Regions from separate parts of the Homo sapiens genome. Here regions 1 and 2 are each linked to region 3. Evidence: chromatin loops called from intact Hi-C (ENCODE). Cell type or tissue: B cell. All regions are shown on one strand.

What was found. A loop is a pair of places that touch in the nucleus more often than their neighbours do. Peaks named below come from ENCODE experiments on the same cell type or tissue, not always from the same donor. Only the 100,000 strongest peaks of a DNase experiment are listed, where the experiment ranks them.
Region 1: it touches region 3 in a loop (31-fold over the local background); 71 of 110 quality-filtered maps call a loop at or near these places.
Region 2: it touches region 3 in a loop (21-fold over the local background); 17 of 110 quality-filtered maps call a loop at or near these places.

Annotation. Positions count from the first base shown.
Region 1 is chr5:159,440,220-159,448,219 of GRCh38, forward strand. No RefSeq gene overlaps it. Among named protein-coding and RNA genes, the nearest start is that of LINC01845, 22 kb to the right of the region's middle. RefSeq lists a silencer at 85-134. In B cell, CTCF peaks have their summits at 224, 439 and 4,438 (motif pointing right); DNase peaks (open chromatin) are centred at 162 and 4,452.
Region 2 is chr5:159,282,765-159,290,764 of GRCh38, forward strand. It overlaps UBLCP1 (ubiquitin like domain containing CTD phosphatase 1), which reads left to right. Exons shown (of 11, transcript NM_145049.5): 10 at 448-575; 11 at 2,140-3,272. The coding sequence ends at 2,167. Among named protein-coding and RNA genes, the nearest start is that of UBLCP1, 23 kb to the left of the region's middle. In B cell, CTCF peaks have their summits at 3,855 (motif pointing right) and 4,057; a DNase peak (open chromatin) is centred at 3,867.
Region 3 is chr5:159,912,248-159,920,247 of GRCh38, forward strand. It overlaps ADRA1B (adrenoceptor alpha 1B), which reads left to right and starts at 4,235. Exons shown (of 2, transcript NM_000679.4): 1 at 4,235-5,607. The coding sequence starts at 4,659. RefSeq lists a silencer at 4,069-4,128 and enhancers at 4,192-4,808, 4,809-5,425. In B cell, a CTCF peak has its summit at 4,178 (motif pointing left); a DNase peak (open chromatin) is centred at 4,194; H3K4me3 peaks cover 1,051 bases; H3K27me3 peaks cover 3,893 bases.

The DNA of each region.
Region 1 (8,000 bases), 470 kb before region 3:
TTGAGACATTCTTTTCCCTGTGCCACCCCAAATGTCCAGCACCTAAGTAGATTTAATCCAATCAGGTCAATCCCTATTCTGAGCAGTTTTATATTGCTCCCTAGGAAGAGACCTAGATCCCTACCTGGGCTCACAAGACTGGGTAGTCTGGTTCCACCTACCTGTGCTGCCTGGTCACACACCATACTCCCCCGGCGACTCTCAGTTCCCCAACGACGGCACTGTGCTTGGTCCATGCGCTATGGGGCGCTGCACATTCTGTTGCCTCCCCTACACACTTCCTTCCCTGTCCTCTTCCCTGTGTTCATTTCTTCTTGTCTCCTGGGGCAGTGGTTACTTCCCCAGGAAGCCCTTCCTGAACTTCTGGACCAGGTCGATTCCTTTCTTAGAGGCTACCAGAGCCCCTGTTCCTCTCCTTCCTGGCACTTAACATATTTCTGGTCATACATTCTTGGTGCACATCTTAGTTTAACACCTGACTTTATCACTAGACTCTAAGCACATGGGGGCAGGAGCAGACCTGTTTTGCTCACCAGTGTGTGCCTTGTATTGAGCCCAGGGCCTGGTACACAGTAGGAGGGCAACACATAATTGTGGACTGAGTGAGTGAGTGGGTATTTAATGCAATGAATACATGAGCAGATGGCTTTCCCTTTGTAGAGCAAAGCAGGTGTCTCCAAAAGGTTGTTGGAAAGGCAAATATAATACCAAATCCTATTTCATTTACTTTAATTACAATACTAAGGAGTGGAATAAATCTTGCCCTTGAAATGTAATAAAAGCATACTTTAAAATCCCAGCTGTCTTTTTCACTGGCTTATTTTTAAAAATGATAATTTCCTGATAAGCCACAAGTAAGACCACTTAAAATAGATTCCTGACTTGGCTCGGCCACTAACTAGCTGCTGATCATAGACAAGTCACTTACACTCTGCATGTCAGCATTTGCAGTGTATGGTTCTTGTGAGGCTCTGGGTCGATGGCGTGAGAGCCCTTTGATAGCAAGCTCTTATTTATTATCCATTATTCTCAGTCTTATTAATAATAAGAAGGAACAGGCTGCGTGCCAGAGATAGTTGAGTAGATTTGCAGGGCTGGAGGATTGAGGCCACAGAGAAAAATGAAAAGAAATAAGATTGGTTGAGAAATATTTAAGGGGGGGGGGGTTGGGAAATGAAGGGTGGAGGGGACCAGAGACAATAATGGCTGGGGGTTTATGTCTATCAGGCTGAGTAAAAGGTGGGGCTGTTGGTGACCTGAATAAAATCCCTCTCATGGCCAAATTCTTAGAAACTGCACAGGGAAGGAGAGAAAGGAATCAACTCCTTGGCTCACCATGTGGTGGCATAAGAGAGATGCCGAGTGACTCCCAGGTGACCTTGGCTGATCAGAGCTGTGGCTCTGAGGTCGGGGAGGCTGGCAGCTACTGGTGAGGAGGGTGAAGCTGGTGGTGCTTGGTCCACCAGGCAAATTATGCTGCCCAGCGCAACCTGAGCTCCACCACTAGGAGGGGACACAGAAGCCCCCAGGCCTGGGAGAAGGAGCAAAGCCAGCAGGACAGGGAGGGGAGGGGTGTGGAATCCAGGCCTTCAGGGCTGGGCAGAAAATGGAAAAAATTGGGCAGCCCAGAGGCGATGGGGTCTCGAAGAGCCCAGCCCAGTTAAAGGGCAGCAGCACGTCAGCAACAAGCAGCTTGCGCTGTGTGAGGATGCGGCACCCACCGTCTCTATCTAGCTTTTCCAGAGAGGTTGCGCGTCCTTAGTTTTAAATGTGGAATCATGCCATTTGCAGAAAAACAAAAAGCAACCAAGCAAACAACAACAACAACACCTCTGCAGGCCAAACAGGACAGGTCTGATGACTGTGCCTGGGCTGCTCTTTTGTGATCTCATTTGATGCCCCACTTCGGGGCTCCAGACAGGTCCCTGCCCTCCCCGTTCCGGGGTGGGGATGGAGAAGACCATTTGACTCTGTGGGAAAGGGTCCTGTAAGCTCACCTAACCCATCTTCCATCTTTAAGAAAACCACTAGAAGTGAACAAACATAGAGTAAAATGTCAGCTCGCCGTAGGTGCTATGAATAAAGATAATGCAGGGTCAAGGGGAGAGAGAGTGATGGAAGCATTGATTTTCGGTTGGACGACCAGGAGAGGTCTCTGTATCCTTCCTCCTCCTGCGCTCTCAGCGGCTTAACAAGATTTCACCAGGTTTCCCGGGCTTCATTCATAGGTGCTAATGAGCAGCTGGGGGTTGACTGAGTAGCTACAGTAATCCAAAAGGGCTTCCCTTCCACCCTCTACATCCCTGGCCTTAGAATTAGCCTCAGCCCCAGCAAAGGTAGCAGGTGCAAAGCCAAAATCCTGATTACGAGTAAGTATTTTTGCCTCTACAGCTGGAAGCAGCTGGCCGCTGAGTCTGGGATGGGAGGAGGCTGCATGCTGCAGGACAGCAGCTGGGGGAGGGGAGGAAGCAGGAGCCACCAGCTTCTGGCCATGGTTGTTCATCTCCCGCTCAGCCTTACTCAGAGGGCACTTGACAGACATAAGGGATGTGGTCAGTCAGGGCCGGTCCCGCTGCCTCACATATGTCTTCTCTCACCCAGGTCTCCCTGCCTGAAATCTTATCATCAGACAGTAACTTTCCTGAAAGCTGCAGTGGCATCTCTAAATCTCTTCTTTTCCAAGACAGAAAACTGTGGGAGTTGTAATGCTTCCCATCTCAAAGAGAAAAAGAGTTCTCACTGTGAGCTGTAAGGCCATCTGTGATATGCAGCCCCAACTCACTGGGATGGCTACATAATTTTGGGGGCCCAGTGCAAAATGACAAATTGGCCTGCAGCATTATTGCCATCTCCCTGAGCACAGAGATTTCTGTCTTTTTGTTTTGGCTTGATGATGGCTCTATCTTCAGTGCCTGGCACCTGATAGAGGCTTACTATTTTGTTGTTAGTGTTGAATAAAAGCATAGTGTTTGAGTCATGATGTGGATGTATTGGTAGGACTTCTTTCAACATTTATTAAGTTTTTTTGGCATTGGGCTAAGGAAGTGGGGTTTCAGCCCTGGCTTCACAGGGGAATTGCTCCAGCAATTCTTAAAAATCCCAATGCCAGGCTTTACTTTGGACTAGTTATGTCAGAATCTAGTGGGGGTGTGTGAGGGGCCGTCAGCATTTTCAAGCTCCCCAGCTGATTTCAATGTGCAGCCAAGTTTGAGGACCGGTGCGCTGGCTCAACCGCACTTGCTCTCAGTGGCTGTTGTGTATTGTTAGGCAGCTTGTTAACTGCTCAGAAGGTCCAGGGCCATTTTCAGATTTTCCAGATTGTTAAATTTGAGAAGGAGGGTCTGTCCTGTTAATAAGCTTGCCAGGGAATTTTGCTTATACCAAAGTTTGCAAACCTAAACTGTTCTCAATCCTATTCATTTTACAGACAGGAAAAAAGAGACAGAGAGAGGTTAAGTAGTTTGCCCACGGTAACAAAGTAGGTAACTGGCAGAACCAGGATTTGAACCTAAGGCTTCTGAGCTTACCTAGTAGCTTCTCTGCTTTTTCTTTTTGTTTTTGTTTTTTTAAGATGGAGCCTCGCTCTGTCACCCAGGCTGGAGTGCCGTGGTGCGATCTCAGCTCACTGCAACCTCTGCCTCCCGGGTTCAAGCGATTCTCCTACCTCAGCCTCCTGAGTAGCTGGGATTACAGGTGCGCGCCACCACACCCGGCTAATTTTTGTATTTTTAGTAGCAATGGTGTTTCACCATGTTGATCAGGCTGGTCTCCAACTCCTGACCTCATGATGTGCCTGCCTCGGCCTCCTAAAGTGCTGGGATTACAGGCGTGAGCCACTGTGCCTGGCGCTTCTCTGCTTTTTCTTTGTGATAAAAATCTAAGTGTGCTCCAGGAGTTGGTTGTGAAAATAAAATAAAGATAAGGTTAGGTGCAGTGGTTCATGCCTGTAATCCCAGCACTTTGGGAGACCAAGGTGGGAGGATCACTTGAGCTCAGGAGTTTGAGACCAGCCCAGGCAACATAACCTAGTAAGACCCCACCCCCATCTCTACAAATAATAAAAAAGATAAGATTAAGAGGATATGCATGTTATATTGTATATTTTGAAGATGGAGAAGTTGGTATTTCTACTCCATGGTGAGGAAACAGGTCCAGCCTGGGGGACTAACTCCCACTCCCAGGGTCTTTGGGGCTTTAAGAGGCAGAGCTGGGATTGCAGATGTGGGCCATTTTCTCCAGACTCTTAGGTTTTGCAGGTGAATCATTCAACACCTAGGGCATCCCAGAATCCATGTTGATTGGTGCCTAATAGGCCTGTAACCAATGATGAGAAAGTGAGTGGCGGGAAGGCTGGCTAGGTGAGTGAGTGAACCAGTGAGTGTGAAGGAGTCATTTGTCTATTTCATGGATTCTTTCTATTTTTCAAGTAGAGTTGGATCACTAGAGGGCAATATCGGCCAAGAGAAAGAAGAATTCTTCACCACCGTTTCTAGGACTGGTGAAGGTAAGACATCTGTGTCTGTGGATTTAAACCAAAAAGGGAGACTCTAATTTACAGAGCAGTTAAAGTGAGCTTTGCTTTCCCCTGGGCTTTCAGGCTGATGAGAACCTTTCTCAAGCCCCATTAACACGTACAGCCACTCCAGACCTTTCTAGACTTAAAACCAACAGGGCAAACGGGAGAGGAGGGAAATCTTGGTTGGCCTGAAAAGTGGATGTTTATAGATAATAGGAGGTTTTAGAAAAAGACATTTTGTAGCTTCTCAGACTTTTACAACATTGATGGGAGTTAATGTTTCGAGAAATGGTATTATGATGAAGTTGTATGCTGAATTAATTTTCCATAAATAAGACCATACATTTCCACAGATTGCTTTGCCTGCTGTATAATGAGAGTGTGTGCTCTTGCTGGATGAGCATTCTCTCCCCTTCCTCCACCTACCGCCTCTTCTCTCCATGAGCCCTAGAGTAAAAGTGATCTGGGTATGTCTCCACTGGTTGTAAGGCCTTGAGTAAGTCACTTAATTCTTCTGAATCTCAGGGTCATCAATGGTGACATTGCAAGTTTGTCCTGAGGTTTAAACACAGAACATGTGGGTCTCCTTGGAACTCCTTTCAAGCTTCTGTTTCTTTGTCTTCTCTTCTCTGCTGTTCCATTAAGCACCAAAAGTTCTGATGTCAAAAGAGCAGCTAAGTCTTTACTGAGAATTCACCAGTTGCCCCTCCCTGGGGCCATCACTAACCCCAAGATGTGCATTTTGGAAGCTATCTGAATTGGAGGGGGCCCCTAAGGAATGAATTTCAAGTGAAAGCCTTTCAGACTCAGCACCTACTCAGTGCTAATAATCATTACTCCTATTAAGGACATACGATGTGCTAAGCATTGTGCTGAAGGTTTTGTAGGCATTACCTCCCTTAATCCTTGCCACAAACCTTATGAGGTAGGTGTTTTGTTACATCTTTTTTACAGATGGGGAAACTGAGGATCAGAGAACTTAAGTAACCTAGCCAAGGTCACACAGCTATTAAGTGGCAAAGCTGGAGTCAATCCCAGGTCTGATTCCAACCCTTATGGTCAAGAAGGGGGCTAGGAATAACATATGTGTATCATTCACCCCATGCCAGGGTGACTTCCATAGAAAGGTTGTATGTCCAGGATACCAGAAGGAAGAGGAGGCCACACACGATAGAAACACCTGGAGACACTTCCCAGAAGTGGGGTCATTTGAGCAGGGCCCTGAGGATTAGTCTGGGTTCTGGCAGACAGAGATGAGGAGGGAAGAGAGTATTAGAGGAAAGACCAAATGCAAAGACAAGGAGACTGGAGAGCATGGCATTTGTTTTGGGGATGTGGATGTATCCAGTAATGTGCCACCATATGAGCGGGTGCTACCTATCATTATTTGCATTTTACACATTAGGAAAATGAGGCACAGAGAGGGTAACTGATTTGGCCAAGGTCACACAGCTAAGTGGCAGGGCTGGAATTTAAACTGCCATCTCTCTGACTCCACTTCCACAGGGTAGAGAGCACATATGGATCTCAATTCAGTCACAACTAAGAGAAAGGCTTTAGTACCTGCGGCTTCTCGGAGGATCCCAGGGCCAGCAGCCCAGCCATGCCAGAGGTTTGCACATCAATATGCCCCTGACCTGGAAATGTAGCGGGGAGAATAGTGGGGACAGGACAATGTTCAAGTTCTAAGACACCAACAGTAAGAATCTACCTTTGCGCCACACCCAGCTTTCTTCTCACTCCCGCCTTGGGATCAGATTACTCTCTTGCATTCTTTTACATTTCATAAAAACTGTTCATTAACCATGTGCCAGACCCTTAAACAATACTGAGGCAGAAGGTTGGTTTAGAAACCTGTGGGAGGTCATGTAGTGAGCAAGTGGTAGATGGAGGATTCATTCCCAGCCTGGGCTGCTCACTGCTGTGCTATTCCCCTCTCTTGGGGAAAAGAGCAGGGGACAGATGAAGAGATGGGCTCTTGTGAAGCCCATCCTGTTTCTCCTAATGGCCCCACAAGGCAGCTGGTTATAGGTGAGGCTCAGGAGCTCTGAATGGTTTACCAGGGCTGGTGGAATCAACACAGGAGTCCAGATCCTGACCCTTCATGCTGCGCCACGTCCACCTGCCCTCAGAGTCTCCAGGCCACCACCTCTCCTCCAGTCTGTCCCCAGGCAGCAGTTGCTGGTGGACCCTGGGTGTCTCCAACACCACCACAGCCAAGGTCCTGGCCTCAGGCTCTTGTTAACCTGAGAACTTCTGCCTGCAGGGGGCAGGGACCCCAGGCCCCTGGTAGTTCTGTTTATGTGGGTTTTGGAATCAATGGAGTCATGGCTGGTTTCATTCTATGGCCAGAAACTGCCTTGGTCCTAGAGGGACATTTATAGGGCCCCAGGCAATATCCACAGATGGACCAGATGCTGATGTTGGCATACACACAGAAATCCTGTTTGGAGAAAAGTAAGGTATAAAGGGCACCAGAGGGGATCCCCTGCCATGGAATTAAGGGGAATCACCAAGGTAGTGATGAGAGTGGAGACTCATCTCCATGTGTTTGTGGAGGAAAGAAGGGAGTATGTGCATTTATTCATTCATTCATTTATACATATTATTCACTCAACAGACACAGGTGGGGAGCCTATTATGTACCAAGGAATGTGCTAGGCATCAGAGAAATAGCGGGGTACAGAACAGAGTGAATCCTTACCCTCACAGAGCCCCCTCACTATACTGGTGATGACAGGCATTGGGGAAGGGGAACAGCTGATGAGCACATAAATCAAATACCTAAGTTAGGTGATGGGGGAAAGTGACATGGATGGAAACAAACCAGGGAAGGGGCTGGGAGGTCTGGTGGGTGGGATTTGTTTGGAATGGATCATCATCCTCACTCCAAAAGGAGCTAGAATTTGGTTCTTTATCTCGTAAACAAATGGGTCTTAATTTAGAGAATCCAGATTCACTCCTCAGGGGTAAACTGCAGGCAAAGCTCCAATACCTCAGCGGGGAATGCTTGGAGCCAAAATGACATGAGAGTGAAGTTTCTCTTGGCTCCTCACAGCATCAGTGAACTCTCAGCTGATGGGGTAAGGGAGGTGGTTTGCACCCAGAAGCCCGGGCCCATTCTCATAAGGTGGGGATGGCAGTAGCACTTCCAGGAGAAGGTGTCGGTGAAGACCAGAATGTTCTGGTGTCCTATCACACAGTAGGGTGACTACGTCAACAGTAAGGTGTTTTATATGTCAAAATAGCTAGAAGTGAGAATTTTGAATGTTCCCACTACAAAGAAGTGGTAGATGCTGGCAGAGATGGGTACACTAATTACCCTGAGCTGATTATTACACAATGCATACATGTACCAAAACATCACACTGTATGTACCCCATAAATATGCACAATCGTTATGCATCAATTTCTTAAACAGACCAAAATGAATATGTGTCCCTGTGCCACGGGTTGCCTGTAGAGGTGCAGGGCTTCTTGCTGT
Region 2 (8,000 bases), 630 kb before region 3:
ATATAAAAATTTAATAGAAAAATAAAATAAAAATCATCGTTAAAATTTATCTCACTGTACTGTTAGATCAAGCTGGTATTGGGGTTAAATTTTTATGAATAAAATAATGTGAATGAAATTAATTAGAAGCAACTAGAATGATAGGAGGCGGGAAAGGCTAAGTAGTTTTGCAAAGTAGAGTAGCTGTGTATGGATTCAAGTGCAATAAGAAAGCTGGTGTTGTCAGGTTCAGATTGAAAAGATAATGTTAGGTAAAATAGGTAGAAGAGTTTGTAATTTGTAAACATTATACATGACTTTCTATTTAGGCTAATATAAAAGTAATTTTTAGTATTTATGTTCTTGGTGATATTTTAACCTCATTAACTCTAATTGAAATGATAGTATAGATTTGTTAGTTTTCCTTATCACATTGTGATGTGTTGAGTAATGTTTGTTTCCTAATAGATAAGGCCTTTTATGAAAGCGCACCTAAATCGTGATAAAGACAAAGAACTTTTAAAATTAACTCAGTACCTCAAGGAGATAGCAAAATTAGATGACTTTTTGGATCTAAATCACAAATATTGGGAAAGGTAAGTTTTAATTGCTTATTTATTTTCTCTTTACATCAATGAAGAAAAAATTATCATTTTTCATCAGTGACCCCAGTATATATATAGCTGTCTTAATTTTTATTTAAAATAGGTGACTTCTAAAAACATTTTCTAATCCAGTGACCTACCCCCAAAAGTATTTTCCCCTTTCATCTTAACCTCTAACTTGTTCATAAACATACCTCTTGTAAACTCTTTAATACTTCTAGAAGAGAGAACTTGAGAGACTAGCATATGTTGGTGATGCTGCCTGTAAATTATTTTGTGATGTTAGGTAAGCTACTCCTTTATGAATCACATGGAATATAATCCCTCTTCTCATACTGTAACTTAATGTCAGGATAAGATAAAACACATGTAAAAATTTCATAAATAGTATTAAAAATTACCAGTAACTTGAGTGTAGCAGAGAAATTAGAAAAGTTTATCCTACTAAAAAAACAATTACTCATAATTTTCCTTTTTAAAGATAACCACTGTTACCATCTTGGTATATAGTCTTTCAGTCTTTTATCTAAACCCAAATGTTTGCACAAATCTATATAGACGTTGCCTATAAACATCAAGGTTTTGAGACAGAGAAAAGTCCCCAGAGAAGTGGAAGGTATTACTATGTATTACAGTATTTGGGGGGGAATTAGATCTTTGAGGATCTGGTTCCAGTAATACAGCACCAAAAGAAACTATTTGTGTAATAATAACACTTTGGCTTTTCAGATTCCACTTTTGACTTTTCAGATCAGTTTGACACAAGTCTTCTAAGAGTCTATAATCCTAATAGGAAGATAAAGCAGACATTTTTACCCCCATCTTTAAATTGCAAATGATGTAACTGAGTCATGGAGATAGTAAATACTTAGTGCAGTGCCACAAAGTGAGCAAATTGTACCAGCAAAACATGTCCAAGTTTGCTGATTTTAGGAACTCTTTCCCCATCCCCACACCACCAATTATAGTAGTTTGTAAATGTTAGAAATAGAGATCAAGTTTTTAATTTAGTGGTAGATTTCTATTAAACAATATGAAAAACACTTGTTTGCTTAGTAATGTCTTATATCTTTTACACTCTTGATCAAAGACCTTTAGCATCTTTTGCCCACTGTCTTGATGTAACAAAAATAAGATCTTTATGGAGTTTGATCTGTATTTGGAAGTTACAATACTAGTTAATATAGTGACTTTCACATTGGAAGTAAGGCAGTATGGAGTGGTAGTCAATGAGTATGACCTCTGGAGCCTTGTTTTGAATCTAGGCTCTTCCACTTTCTAGCTGTGTGAATTTGGGCAAATTGCTTAACCTCTTTGTGCCTGTAAAATAGGAATAATTCTAATAGTAACTCCTCAGAGCTGTTGTGAAGACTAAATGAATTAATACATGTACTTAGAACTGTGCGTGCACATAATCAGTAGATGTAAGTGACTATTAAGAATACTCATCTTGAAATGTTTTGTCATTAGAACAAACTCCTTTGGGAGCAAAGTTAGGTTATCTTCATGAATTTAGCATGATACAGCTTTGACATCTTTATTTTATTTCTTGCAGATATCTCTCAAAGAAGCAAGGACAGTAGTTACAAGTTATACTGGCAGTTATTGAAGATACTTAAGATCCAAGAACTTCTTGCTTTTATGCTAGAAATCATTATGATAGTGCTGGACACTGAAGCAAATACCATACTGCTTATACTTGGTCTTCCAGTTTTTTGTAAATTTAATTTTATATTTTTTGAAGATGATAGCAATATGCTAAAAAATGCTTGTCCCCTATATGAATATTCTGTTACGCTTGAAAAATATTTTCTCCAGCGTTGGTTACTGACCACCCCACCCTCCCACCACACACACACACACACACACACACACACACACACACACACACACACAAAGTGGAGAAAAATGTATACTCAACAATGTCATTTTGTGACTTTGGAAACAAGTTATGTTTTGTGTTTTTGTCTCATTGTGTTATTGTCTGACTAAATCTAAAACCAAACCCATGTTGAAACTAGTACTTTTCCCTTTAAAAACAAACCAAAAAAAAAAACAAAAAAAAACTTTTTAATTAAAGAACCTAGTTTGCTATGCTTAAAATTACCAAGAATTTTTTATTTCTTTGTCATAGACACAATTTCTCTTCTGTATGCCACTAGTTACATTTCTAAATTCTGAGCGGTCTCAGTTAGGCCTGTATGTGTGTACATGTCCAAGTAAAGCTGGAAAATGTCAGTCTTGACACAGCTGTGTCTTAGTATGAGAAACAGAAGACTGAAGAATAAAAACTAAGGAACAAGAATGAGTCTCTTTTTGGTGGCTAAGTAGAATCTTCCTAAAACCATTGTCATAAAAGCAGTTAAAGGCAATAAATTTTTAAAAGGGACATATCACTGATTCATTCCTAAAAAGCATGAACAAAAAGTTTTTGTTCTGTTCCAGCTATATCTTGTCTAAGTGCTAACACTGTTTCAGTGAAAATATCTAGCCATAAGATTAAAAAAATATATTATTTGCAATGCTTAAGCCTGCAGATACGTAATGTGACCACTGTTTTGTGTTGACAATATTGCTTTATACAGTTCTTGTATTTGAAAGGAATTGATCCTTTTAAAGAAACATGGTGTATATTGTTCTTACAGGACTAATTTCAGTGGTGTAAATAATAAATATCTTTTCTTAAAACATTCGTTATCTGTTCTATATTACCACATATATTTTACCTCTTTGTTGAATGACAAAATGAACATTATATTCAGGCAAGGATCTCTTGCAAAAACTTAAATGTGTATGGTGATGTTAAAGGTGTGTATATCACTATTTATACATTCAGGAGTAGTTTTAGCAGCTAATCAGATACATAAAATTACTTAATTCTAATAAGTACCTTTTTTCAGAAATATATACTATTTTCTTTGTGACAGGTTTTGAGGATATACAGTGCAGAAGAGTTTGAGGACTCTAAAGTGATTCAATTAAAATATATTTCTTAATTATGAAGTAAAATTTAAATATTTAAGGATAGAACAGAAATTTTAGAGTATTCATTTTTCATTGGTACATTTTTCCCACTGTAAAAGACAACTTATTCCAAAGTACGCACGGAAAGGGCTTAATCTTCTCAAGAAAATGGAACACTTAAACTATTAACATAGGTCAAGAACGGGCAGACATTTTCGAAATCAGTATAAACTAAAATACAAAAGTTAGCAAATCACAGGGAGCAAAGTAGAATTTTACAAAAACATATTCTGCCATTAGGTGGTGCCCAAACCAAAGCTTCTTAGCTGCTGTGCTTAATTAAGCCACTCCGGAGAACATTGTCATTGAGCTTGTTGAGATAACGTGCTATATGTGATTAATACCATTATAGAGTGTGGGAGTTTTCATTTGTCTTCTGCATCTCATGGCTTATTGAACAGCTCCATCTCTATATATCTATGTGTGTGGCACACACAATTGAATCAATAGATCACTTAATTTGGATGCATATTTTGGTGAAACCACAAATTATTTTTATCAGATACATGTGTTAAGCATTAAAACAGTATTATACGAAGTATATTTAGCCTAAAAACTACAGAACATCAGTAAATCTTTGATTCAGAGGGAAGTTTCTAATTTCCCCTCAGGTCTTTGTTACCGAAATCAGTTATTGGACTAATGATACCTATAGCAGCTCTTCAGTGTAAAAGGTAAGGAATGGAAAAACAGGTTGTTACAGTAAGCAACTGAAACTTATTTTTTATTCATGGAAAGTAAAATAGTTCCTTGAGAGGAAGAGGAACTACAGGATAGGGACTGGGAAAAAAGGATATGCAAAAAAACGCAGATTAGTTGCATTTTAGGTTATTGCTTGGTTTTTAGGTATTAATAACAATTGGGTGGTCAGAATGGTAATAAAACATGAATAATAAACGGTTGAGTTTTCTCATCCCAAGTACTCAACAGAGCTCTCTCAAGGGACGAACTGTTATGGTCTCCAATGAAGTATTTTACATCAAAATTCAATCTTCTTATGAACTAGCCCAAGAAATGTCTGTGAAGATTAAATGCTTAGATATTTATGTAAAGATTTAGTTTTGCTACGTGAGTCTTGGTGAGACATCTGAATATTTTAAATTTTTAATTGACAGTTGTTTATGGGGTACAATATAGTGTTTTGATACATATATCCAATGTGGAATGATTGAATCAGGCTAATTAGCATATTCACCTCAAATATTTATCATTTCCTGGTAGTGAAAACATTTTAAATCCTCTTTTTTAGCTGTTTTGAAGTATACGTTATTATTAACTGTAGTCACTATGCTGTGCAATAGATCACCAGAATGTATTCCTCTTATTAAACTGAAACTTTGTACTCTTTGACCAACATCTCATCTTTCCCCATCCACCACCACCGCCCTCCCCAACCTCTGGTAACCGCTTTTACTCTCTGCTTCTGTGAGTTTGACTTTTTAGATTTCTACGTATAAGTGAGATAGTATTGTGTCTCTCTGTACCTGGCTTATTTCATTTAGCATAATGTCCTTTAGCTTCATTCATGTCACAAATGACAGAATTTCCTGAGTTTTTTAAGGCTGAATAGTATTCATATATATATACACCATATTTTAAAAATCCATTCATCCCTTGATAAGTACTTTGTTTTTTTCTATATCTTGGCTATTGTAAATAATGCTGCAGTGATCCTGGGATTGCAGGCATCTCTTCAGAGTGCTTAGTGTTTAAATCTTAAGAGAATCTTTTTGTAATCAGTTTCATAGATTTAGCAAAGACTTCTGAGAAATTAGTGCCTTATAAGAACTGAAATCAATACGAAGCATCCTGTAGGGCTAAAAATGGTGTCAGTTATCTAGTAATGTCAATGAGCTTCCATGTAAAGTGTTTAAAATCTTGCACACCTCCCACATTAATAATTTCGTAAAAACACTTTGGAAGTAAGCAAGCACTTAAATGCAAACATAAGGATATTTCCTGATATGAACTGTTACTCATTAAAATGCTGGTTTGCTTCCAAAAAGCTTTAAAAGCTGAACTTACAGCTTTTAAGAACATTTGTAAACAGTAGAAACAAAACCTTAAAAATATCAAAAACAAAGACTGCTAAGCTTTAATGATGTTTCCATAAACCAATATGGCTATGATGAACACACATTAGTGTATGTGTATAATTTGTTACACTAAAGGCCAAACTGATGACTTTTCAGGAATCTAGAGGTAAATCAATTATTTAATTGAATACAAATCCCTCTTACTTTTATTCCCAGTTCTTAATTCTCTGGAGCACTGATTGCTATTACTTCTTGTTGGATAATCTGTGAGGAGAACTGCTGTAGCTTCCTAAATAAGGCTTTTGAAAGAGCCAGTGGTTTGTCAGAAAAACATGTGACTAAAATCCCTCTTTATTGGCAACAGGACCTTGGGCAAGTCACTTCAACTCATTTAACTTTTGCTTCCTTCTACTTAAAAAAATTCTGCACCTGTCTGCCTTTCCCATAGGCTGTGGCAAAGTCAAATGAGACAGTTCCCATGGAAGGACTTGGAAGCAGCAAAGGCTTATATGAATGTCAGATGTTAAAAGTAGCACAGAGCATGTTGCTATCATCGAGCCCTATCATTCCTGAAATATAGTTACCAAAAGTGAAATCTTAAAAGGAAGACTTTTCTTGATAATTTTACAAATACTATCTTGGTTTTCCTAAGATTTCTAAATAATCAAGGAAAGGAGAATAAGGAAACCTCTGAAGACCTAGATCTTTTGGTAAGTATCCAGCTGCTTTTACGTCTGCAAATTCCATTTAGTATTGGTTTGGACTGGAAGTCCAGCTGTCCCTCTCCCTCCACCCCCAACCTTAAAGTGACTATGACTGAACCTTAACAGCATTATAATACCTTTTTTATAGTGAAATATTTACATGATTTTAATCTTCTAACTTTGGAAATCAATTGTTCCCAGATAGAAGCTTGCTTATTTTGCCATGCCATGTAAAAATGAAAAGTCATTCAAAAGCAATGAGTTTTAAAACTTTTTTTCTTGTAAAGATATGCTAAGGTGTAAACATTCATGGGTTTTGTTTGTTTGTTTGTTTTTTCTGACAAGTTTGGCAGAATAAACCATGCAGGAAGCAGGCAGTCAACATTTAATGTATATTTATTAGTTCCTACTATATCTGAGGCACTGTTCTTCAAGGGTTAAACACAAGATTTTTCTACCCTCACAGAGCTTATATTTGAGTGAGGGAAACAATGAAGAAACAAGATAATTTCAAATAGAGGTCCTATAAAAATATAATAATATGAGAGAAAATGATGGTGATTCACATTACATGACCTAAGGTGGGAAGATGGAATTTGAGCTGAGATCTGAATGAAAGCCACCATTTGGAATGTGCAGAGAGAGGATGTGGAAATCTTAAGGGGCAAATAAAAGGAAGAAATGAAAAAAAGTACAAAAGTATGGAGAAGAATATTGTGGAAGGCAGGATCAAGGTAGGCAGATTCAGGTAAGAGTGGGAGGTAAGCTGTGGCCTGGTGTGAGGTGAGGTTGGAGAGGCAGGCAGAGCCCGTGGGAAAGGTAGGATGTTGTACATCACCATAAGCAGTCTGGCGAATTCTACGTGAAATGTCAGGAACCAGTGAAGGGTGTTAAGCATAGAATGACAATCTAATTTTTTTTAACAGCCTTATTGAGATAGAATTTACATATCACAAATTTACCCATTTGAAGTGTGCAGTTCAATGGTTTTTAGTGTATTTAGAGAGCTGTACAACCATCACTGTAAGCTAATTTTAGAACCTGATTTATTTTTAAAAGGATCATTCCGGTTCTTGTGTGAGAATGGGTTATCGAAGGGCAAAAGTAGAAAGGACAAGACTCATTAGGAGATGAGAGATGTTCAATGTGACCAGGAGAAGGTATGCATTTCTTCACTCCCTTGTAGCATCATCTTCCAGCTACCTATTGAGCCCCTGTGCTATACCAGGCCACGTGTGAGGTGCCACATCTTCCATGGTAAAGAAGACAGATATGACCCCTGCCCTATGGGAGCATGCAGCTGCAAGACTGTGTGCACCACAAACTTAGCCCTTCCAGCTTTACCACTGGGTAAGTGATGTGATTTGAAGAATAGAGAACTCAATATATCAAAGTCAGCATATGACAAATATTTCTCACCCACCTATGCCCACAGTGAAAAAGCCCCCTGTGATTCCACCCAACCCTTCTGCCCAGAGGCTAGACCCAGGATTAAGTGTCCAGCTTGGGCATGCATGGCCTATGCCAGCAGGGGCACAGCAGAGGTCTGCACACATAGGAAGATAGATCAAAGGCCCCCTTCCATTTCTCCTCTCCAGAGTGTTCCAGTAAGAACATCCCCTTCTAGCTATTTCACACATGGACAACCAAGA
Region 3 (8,000 bases):
GACTTGCCCAAGAACACACAGCTAATAAATTAGTGGAACTGGGACATAAACCCAGGTGTGTCTGATCCAGGCTCTTCATCACTTCACTCTCCTGACCAGGGTCATAGTAAACATTAAATGACAGAAGTGCAATTAGAATCCAAGTTAGCTCTCAACTCCCTCAGCAGATCAAGTGCTGGCCTGGAAGGCAAGGAAGACTAACCTAAGGTGCTCCGCTGGGGAACCTTTACTCCCAGACAGCTCTCCCTTTCCCTCCCCTCCCTGACCTCTGCCTTACTAAGGAGCCTGGTCACATTCTGTTCTCTGCTGTTATTTCCTTCAGGCTAACATTGAACCTTCTGCTGCCTTTTTCTTTTTTTAATCTCAGTCTGGTGCAGAGAGAAGGATGCAAGCTTTGGAGCCAGACAACAATGCTTTGAATACCAATGCTACTTACTCACTGAATGGCCTTGGCCATGTCACAGAACCTCTCTGAACGTCAGTTTCCTCATTTGTAAAATGGAGAGAATTCCTCCGTTGCATTGTTGTGAATTTGAGTAAATGCACATAGATTGCCTAACACAGTGCCTGGCACATAGTAGGTACTCTCTGAAAGGTGCTTTAGCATTATCATCATCTCCCACAGCACCTAGCTCAGTGTTAGGTTATTGTTTGCTTGGTTTCATTCATCTTTGGTTCACCCACGGTACTTAGCATGGTGCTTACACAGAGTACATGCATCTCTATATGCCTGGTCGAATTGAAAGCTAGAGAGAGCACCATGAAAAATTGCATGATCACAGGTGACAGATCTCCTCCCATAGATGTCTTAAGCAGATCCTTGAATCTCCCATAGCTTCAGTTTCTCTACAGGTCAACTTCAGTGGCAGCTTCCCCTGGAGGGTTCGCAGAAATGGGAGTTCTGCAACATCAGAGGTTTCTAATGCAATAAGATGGATAATGAAAAGATTCTTCTTCCACAAGCGTCGAGTGAGTCAGAGCTCTGTGCTTGACTTTGCCCCAGGGAGTACCGAGAAAATGAAATATCGTCTGTGTTCTCATGACACCTAAACAAATGGTCAAGTCCATGGGTCAAAAATCAGCCAGAGGGGTTAAGAGGCATCTCTAGCAAAGGAAGGGGAGGAGCAGCAAGGAAAGCACCATTAGCAAAGGTTGCTGTGTGGGGTCCTGCTACACGGCTGTTATTAAGGCTAATACCTGTTCCCCTTACAGTGAGATCTTTGTTTTGCCTTCACGAAACACACTGGTAAATGACAACAAGTCTGAAATCTGCAAGGATTTTGAACTTGTCAATCTGGCTCAATAATTTCTTCCACATCCTGACACCTGAATCAAGACATAAGTTCTCATCTAGGTAACAAACTATTTTCTTTCACAATGAGGATAAACCATCTCTGAATCTCAGATTTGCTCTTTTTTTTTCATCCTGGCCTTTTGCCACCACAGAAAAATGTCTGATAGGCTGAGTTTTCACATTGCAGCTGGTTACTGTGATTATGTAGACACAGCCTCAGTAAATTCAATGGTGTGTTGCTGGCTGTTCAATAGCTGGTGAAATTAATGCCCAGGGAAGTGGGAAATGGGCCACCACAATCAAAATGTGGATTTGGAACTTGCTCTTTATTTTATCCCACCCTTACCCTCCCCTACACCCCTGTCTTTGTGCTAATGCCAGCTACGTGCCAGGTTACTGGTATTCTCTTCCTCCTCCCTCTCCCCTTATAAGTAAACCAGCTCAAGAGAAGCCCCATTATCTTAGACTTAATGATACATTGGGAATGGTGGGAACTGAGTTCATGATACCTCACTCTCACCCCTACCCTGGAAGATGCATGAGAGAAAGGATAGCAGGTGCCTTCGGGGGCCACTTTATCCAGCAAGAGAAGCTGACCACCTGGAGCTACGGGATCTCAAAGATCATCTAAGCCAGGTCCTATCTGCAGACAGACTAGTCTGAGCCACCCAGGACCAATGACAGCCTCTCCTTTTAATAAAGACCCCTGACAGAGGGCTGCCAAGTTCTTCCAGTCTCACACCCCACTGTGTAGGTCATGAGTGGCTGCAGGAGCAGAAGGAGCACTGTCCTGTAGGCCAGGGAAACAGAGTTTCCTAACCAGCTCTGCTCCTGACCATCTTGCCAAGTCTCTTTCCCTAGTGCACCACCTCCAACACAGGAAGATAAGCAAACCAAGGTTCTGAGAGCTTCTGAAGATCTAAATCACTATAAACTTGTGAATCTCTTATTATCAAATCTTCAAATACAGCTTAGGGCAATTTAATTATAATAGAAAATAATCCATTTTCAGGACTGTCTCTACCACAGATTTCTTAACCCGAGGGAAACCCCCTGAAATTGTGTATTTTGCACATGTGTGGAGTCTGTGCACTTTGCTGGGAGTAAATTAAAACCTTCGATACGTGTATGATAACCACCTGCCTCCCTTCTCAAAAAATAAAAATAAAAAGAGGTTAAGAGCTTACCTCTAGGTTGAGAAGCTTAGATGTAAGTCATCCTGAGTGACTTCTGTTTTCCCCACCCGTGAATATCAAGTTATAACAAGTATCAAGAGCAGAAGGTGAGAAACCCAAGATGCAGGCTTGTGAACTGGAGTAAAAGAAGGTATCAGGCTTTACTTTTCAATCTCCAGCTGCCACTGCCCATTGCTCTGCCATATATTTGCTAGCCTATGACCTCAGGAATCAACTGACTCTCTCTGAACCACTGTTTCTCATCTCTCAATGAACAATGGTTATGCTTCTCTCAAAGAATTGTAAAGTCTCAAAGAAACTGAGTAAATGCATGGCTATCAGTAAGCGCTCAATTCATGGGAGTCCCTGCCCAGCACCAGTGGCTCAGGCCCCAAAATTAACTACTCAAAAGGCAGCTCCATCTATAACAGTGGTTCCATCCCCTACCTTGCCCCGGGGGAAAAGTATGACACAGTAGCTGAGTACCCAACTTTGGGAGAGACCCCACAGTTGAGTTCAGTTCCCAGCAGCTCTCCTCCATGCCTTTGTGAACTTGGGCGAACAGCTAAACTTCCCCATAATTTGGTGTCTCATCCATGAAATAGAAATGGTGAAGAGTGTATTCTTTCTCTCATGAGAGTCATGAGAAAATGCAAAAAGAACTCAGCACACTGTCTAGGACAAAATAAATGTTGGATAAATGTGAACTAACATAAAGTTCTTTGGCTTTTTCTTTCTTTCTTTCTTGGCCCATACTTTCTCTTCTAAGTACCATTCACCCACCTTTGGGAGTGCGTCCCTGTGACTGAATGTCCAACATGGATATCAGACAGAAAGGAAAAAACTCAACAAATAACCAAGATCCTCTACGTCCCTTCCCCAGGTCTCTGACCTCCCTCACCCCCACTCCCAGATAGCCAGCTAGCTTCCTCCCTCAATTCCCTTCATGTTTCCTCAAATATCACTTCAGTGACATCCCAAGCACCCACTTAACATTTCAAATCCACCCCACAAACACCCCACTGCATTTCCCCCTCCTTACTTTATTTTCAGCCTAACACCTGTCATCACATTACACACCTCATCATTTGCTTATTTAGTATACTGTCTGTCTTCTGTCGGGAGAAGCTACGCTCCTATAGGGCAGGAGTCCGTCTATTTTGTTCAGTTGCTATGTTCACAGCGCCCAGAGCCAGGGCAGAGAGTGGAGACTCCGTAAGAATCGGCTGAATAAATGAGTGAATGCCTGAGCGAATGAAAGGATGAAGAGAAGCCAGATTTTACTGGGGCCAAAGAGTTTGCACGGGGCGAGGGGAGCCAGATGAAGGATGAGGGCTGGCCTCAGATCCGACTCAAGTCCCTCCCACCTGCCCAATCCTAGAATTCTCTTTCCCTCTTTTAGGTGCTGGACAAGTTGCATATCCCGTTAAATCCGGGGCCCACTCCGGGAGCCCCCTATTAAAGGTAAGCAGCCCCCAACCCACCTTTGACACGGAAGAGTGACTAGCGGGGAAAATAACCCCAGCGGGCCGCCTAGGGGTGGGTGACCCGCGATCTCCACGCCCAGGTCCCGCCCTCGCGGCCCCTGCCCCCGCCCCGCCCCCCGCAGAGGGCGCGCCCTGGGAGCGGCGGGGGACGCGGCTGGCTTCCCGGCTTGCGGGGTGGCGGCGTCGGGGCTGCGGGCGCCTTGGCTGGACCCGCATTGCCCCCTAGTGCCGCGCGGAGTCAGGGCGCCGGGCTCCCCCGCCTGATGTCACCGCCGTGCAGTCAGCCCAGAAGCGGCTCATTGAAAGCAGACCCTCTTCGGCGCTCGCTGGGCGGAGGACGCGCCGCGGTCCGCAGACCCGAGCGAGCTGGGCACCGCCGGGCGCCCCCGGCCCTGCCGCCCCCTCCTCCCCGCCGCTCCCCCGCGAGCCCGGCCAGGCGCGCCTGACGTGGACCATTAAACTTGGAGCTGCCGCCTCGTCCCCTCTCCTCCTCCTCCTCCCTCTGACAGGCGAGCGAGCGACTCGGTGCAGGCAGGAGACGTGCTGCCGGGCTGGGCTGCCCGGGGGAGATGACTCCTCGCCAGGAGGGCGCCTCTGGGAAGAAGACCACGGGGGAAGCAAAGTTTCAGGGCAGCTGAGGAGCCTTCGCCGCAGCCCTTCCGAGCCCAATCATCCCCCTGGCTATGGAGGGCGGACTCTAAGATGAATCCCGACCTGGACACCGGCCACAACACATCAGCACCTGCCCACTGGGGAGAGTTGAAAAATGCCAACTTCACTGGCCCCAACCAGACCTCGAGCAACTCCACACTGCCCCAGCTGGACATCACCAGGGCCATCTCTGTGGGCCTGGTGCTGGGCGCCTTCATCCTCTTTGCCATCGTGGGCAACATCCTAGTCATCTTGTCTGTGGCCTGCAACCGGCACCTGCGGACGCCCACCAACTACTTCATTGTCAACCTGGCCATGGCCGACCTGCTGTTGAGCTTCACCGTCCTGCCCTTCTCAGCGGCCCTAGAGGTGCTCGGCTACTGGGTGCTGGGGCGGATCTTCTGTGACATCTGGGCAGCCGTGGATGTCCTGTGCTGCACAGCGTCCATTCTGAGCCTGTGCGCCATCTCCATCGATCGCTACATCGGGGTGCGCTACTCTCTGCAGTATCCCACGCTGGTCACCCGGAGGAAGGCCATCTTGGCGCTGCTCAGTGTCTGGGTCTTGTCCACCGTCATCTCCATCGGGCCTCTCCTTGGGTGGAAGGAGCCGGCACCCAACGATGACAAGGAGTGCGGGGTCACCGAAGAACCCTTCTATGCCCTCTTCTCCTCTCTGGGCTCCTTCTACATCCCTCTGGCGGTCATTCTAGTCATGTACTGCCGTGTCTATATAGTGGCCAAGAGAACCACCAAGAACCTAGAGGCAGGAGTCATGAAGGAGATGTCCAACTCCAAGGAGCTGACCCTGAGGATCCATTCCAAGAACTTTCACGAGGACACCCTTAGCAGTACCAAGGCCAAGGGCCACAACCCCAGGAGTTCCATAGCTGTCAAACTTTTTAAGTTCTCCAGGGAAAAGAAAGCAGCTAAGACGTTGGGCATTGTGGTCGGTATGTTCATCTTGTGCTGGCTACCCTTCTTCATCGCTCTACCGCTTGGTAAGTTGGGGACTAGCAGCAGGGGGACTGGGCATTTTTGGACCTTGGGTTTACTGATGAGCTTACTCTAAAGTTTTTTGTGGGTTTTGTTTCTTATGCAGTCTGTGCGTGTTCGGAGATTGAATAATATTGTTTGTTCTGCAAAGGGTTTGCAGATTGGGGAGCTGGCTAAAAACCAACTCAGGTGTTAGTAGAACACGCTAAGGCACTAGCTTCTGGAAATAGAACCAGGGAAGGAAAATCTGGTATGAGGAATGACTCACTCAACAGCCTCGGTTTAATAATTAAAAAGGATATTCACTGGGCTTGAATATCACACCGGCGTTATTTCAGTAGTAATGATGTGTCGGCTAAGGCAGCGTCACTAATGCAGCATACAAAATAGTTTGTAGTTACTGCAGACGCGGCATTTGGGAAGCAGGGAGGCAGCTCGTACACAGAAAGGCAGCATTCATTCAGCATTTCCAGGGCTAGAGCAGAAGCCACGCTTCTCAAGAGCTTTGCAGAGGCTGCATTCTCTCCCTCCCCTCTTCACTGACAGCTATCACCCAGATATACTACGTTCATTATCCGTTAATAAGAGCATTTTACAGCCACACAGCCCCAACCAGCCTTTAAGTTATTGAAAGCTTGAGATGTGAAAGAGAAGATGACTAGAGGGTCACACATTTTTAGTTTTTACCCAAAAATGTTTCTAACTCTAGTGATTTATGGAATGCCCAGAATCAAATTATAGTTGTCCCTCATCTCAGCTGACAGAGACCAAATCCTGGTAAGATGGAATTCAGTGCGTCCTCCCCCTCTTATGAAAACATGTTCGTCTTCTTTTTGTTTGGTGGTCCTACTAACTGAATTGTTCAAAAGGCTACCTGATGTTTTCTAAGGAAGAAGCCAAGGTCTGGTTAGCAGGTAAACCTAAAGGGGGGCATCTGTCACATGCTGTCCACATGGCCTGGGGATCCCTTGTCCTTCCTCTGAGGCACTGATCTGCTTTGATTCCTTCTCCTATCCCTGGGGGACACTACAGAAAATGAATGGAGGGAGTTTATCATGACACAGTCATGTGCCATGATATCAGGAGAGGTAACAGCTGCTATACTGCGGACCACATATGCCTGCAATCACACCGGAGTCTCAGGTCAGACCCAAATATAACCAAATCCCTCAAACAGCTATAAATTCTGAAGGCACACTGCTTTCAAGAGAAAAATGCAAACAGAAAGGAAGCAAACAGATATCGAGTTTCCATTTAAAAAGAAAGAAAAAGATTTTCAAAAGCCGTCTAACCTTTTCTCCATGTCATCTTTTCTAAAGCAGGCCTGCAGGCTAATGCCTTTCAGAAATATTTTCAATGGTTAGTGTTAAGCAGAAAGGGTTTGAAAAAGTTCTACTCCCCAGGCGTGATCACATACCATTGCAGGGAAGCTTGCTTTTCTTTCCCAAGGTCTCAGGGTTCTTTTGCAGGCTTGTTCGGTTTACAGTGGATGACAGTTCACACTGCATTGGGTCATTACAAAGATCATGGTTGTACATGGAGCTGATGGAGGTGATTTGGCCTCTTATTAGCCATATGACCTTGGCCAAATGACCACTCCTGTATGAGCCTCAGTTTCTTCGTCTACAAAACAGGGCTGATTAATATTTGCTCCATGGAGTTTGCATTAATGTATAGGAAGGACTTAGCACAGTATCTGGTGTATAGCAGATGCTCAATGAAAGTTAGCTATGAGCAGTACAAACCAAACCCCAATCTCCCCTTCGGTATAACTGTGTCTTTTCTCCTTCTCTACACATTTGCCAATCCCACACCTGTTACTAAAGTCTTGGAAGAGAATTGAGTCTTTCTTCCTTTGCCCCTGGCCTCCAGCCTGCAGAGGCTGTGACCAGAGCATGCTCAGGAAGGAGAAGGCCTCAGCAGGATGCAGGAATGGATCAAAGGTGCAGGCTTTGGCTTTTAGGGGCAGGGGAAATAGCTCCAAACAGGTAAGGAGGCTTCCAGCATATTCAAATGGGAAGAACACGGCTCTGGTGATCAGGAGCAACAGAGTTCCCATTTGAGCTTTGCCATCAATTAGCTCTGTGGCTCTAGGCTTGCTGCTTTGCTTCTCTAGGCTTCAGGCCTCACACCTGGAGAACGAGGAGGTTGAATTAGATTAAGGGATCTCAAACTTTGAGAACTATCAGAATCACTTGTGAAACTTCATAAACAATGGTAGCTGCCTGGGCCGAACCCCCAGCAAATAGGATTCAGTAAGTCAGAAGGATACCAGGAATCTGCAGGTATAATCAGCCCACCAGGTGATTCTGAAGAGGTAGTCCACAGACCAGGCTTTGAGAATCACTGGCCAGAAAATTTCTCAGTTTCCTTCAGGCCCAGCACCCTGGAAGCCAGG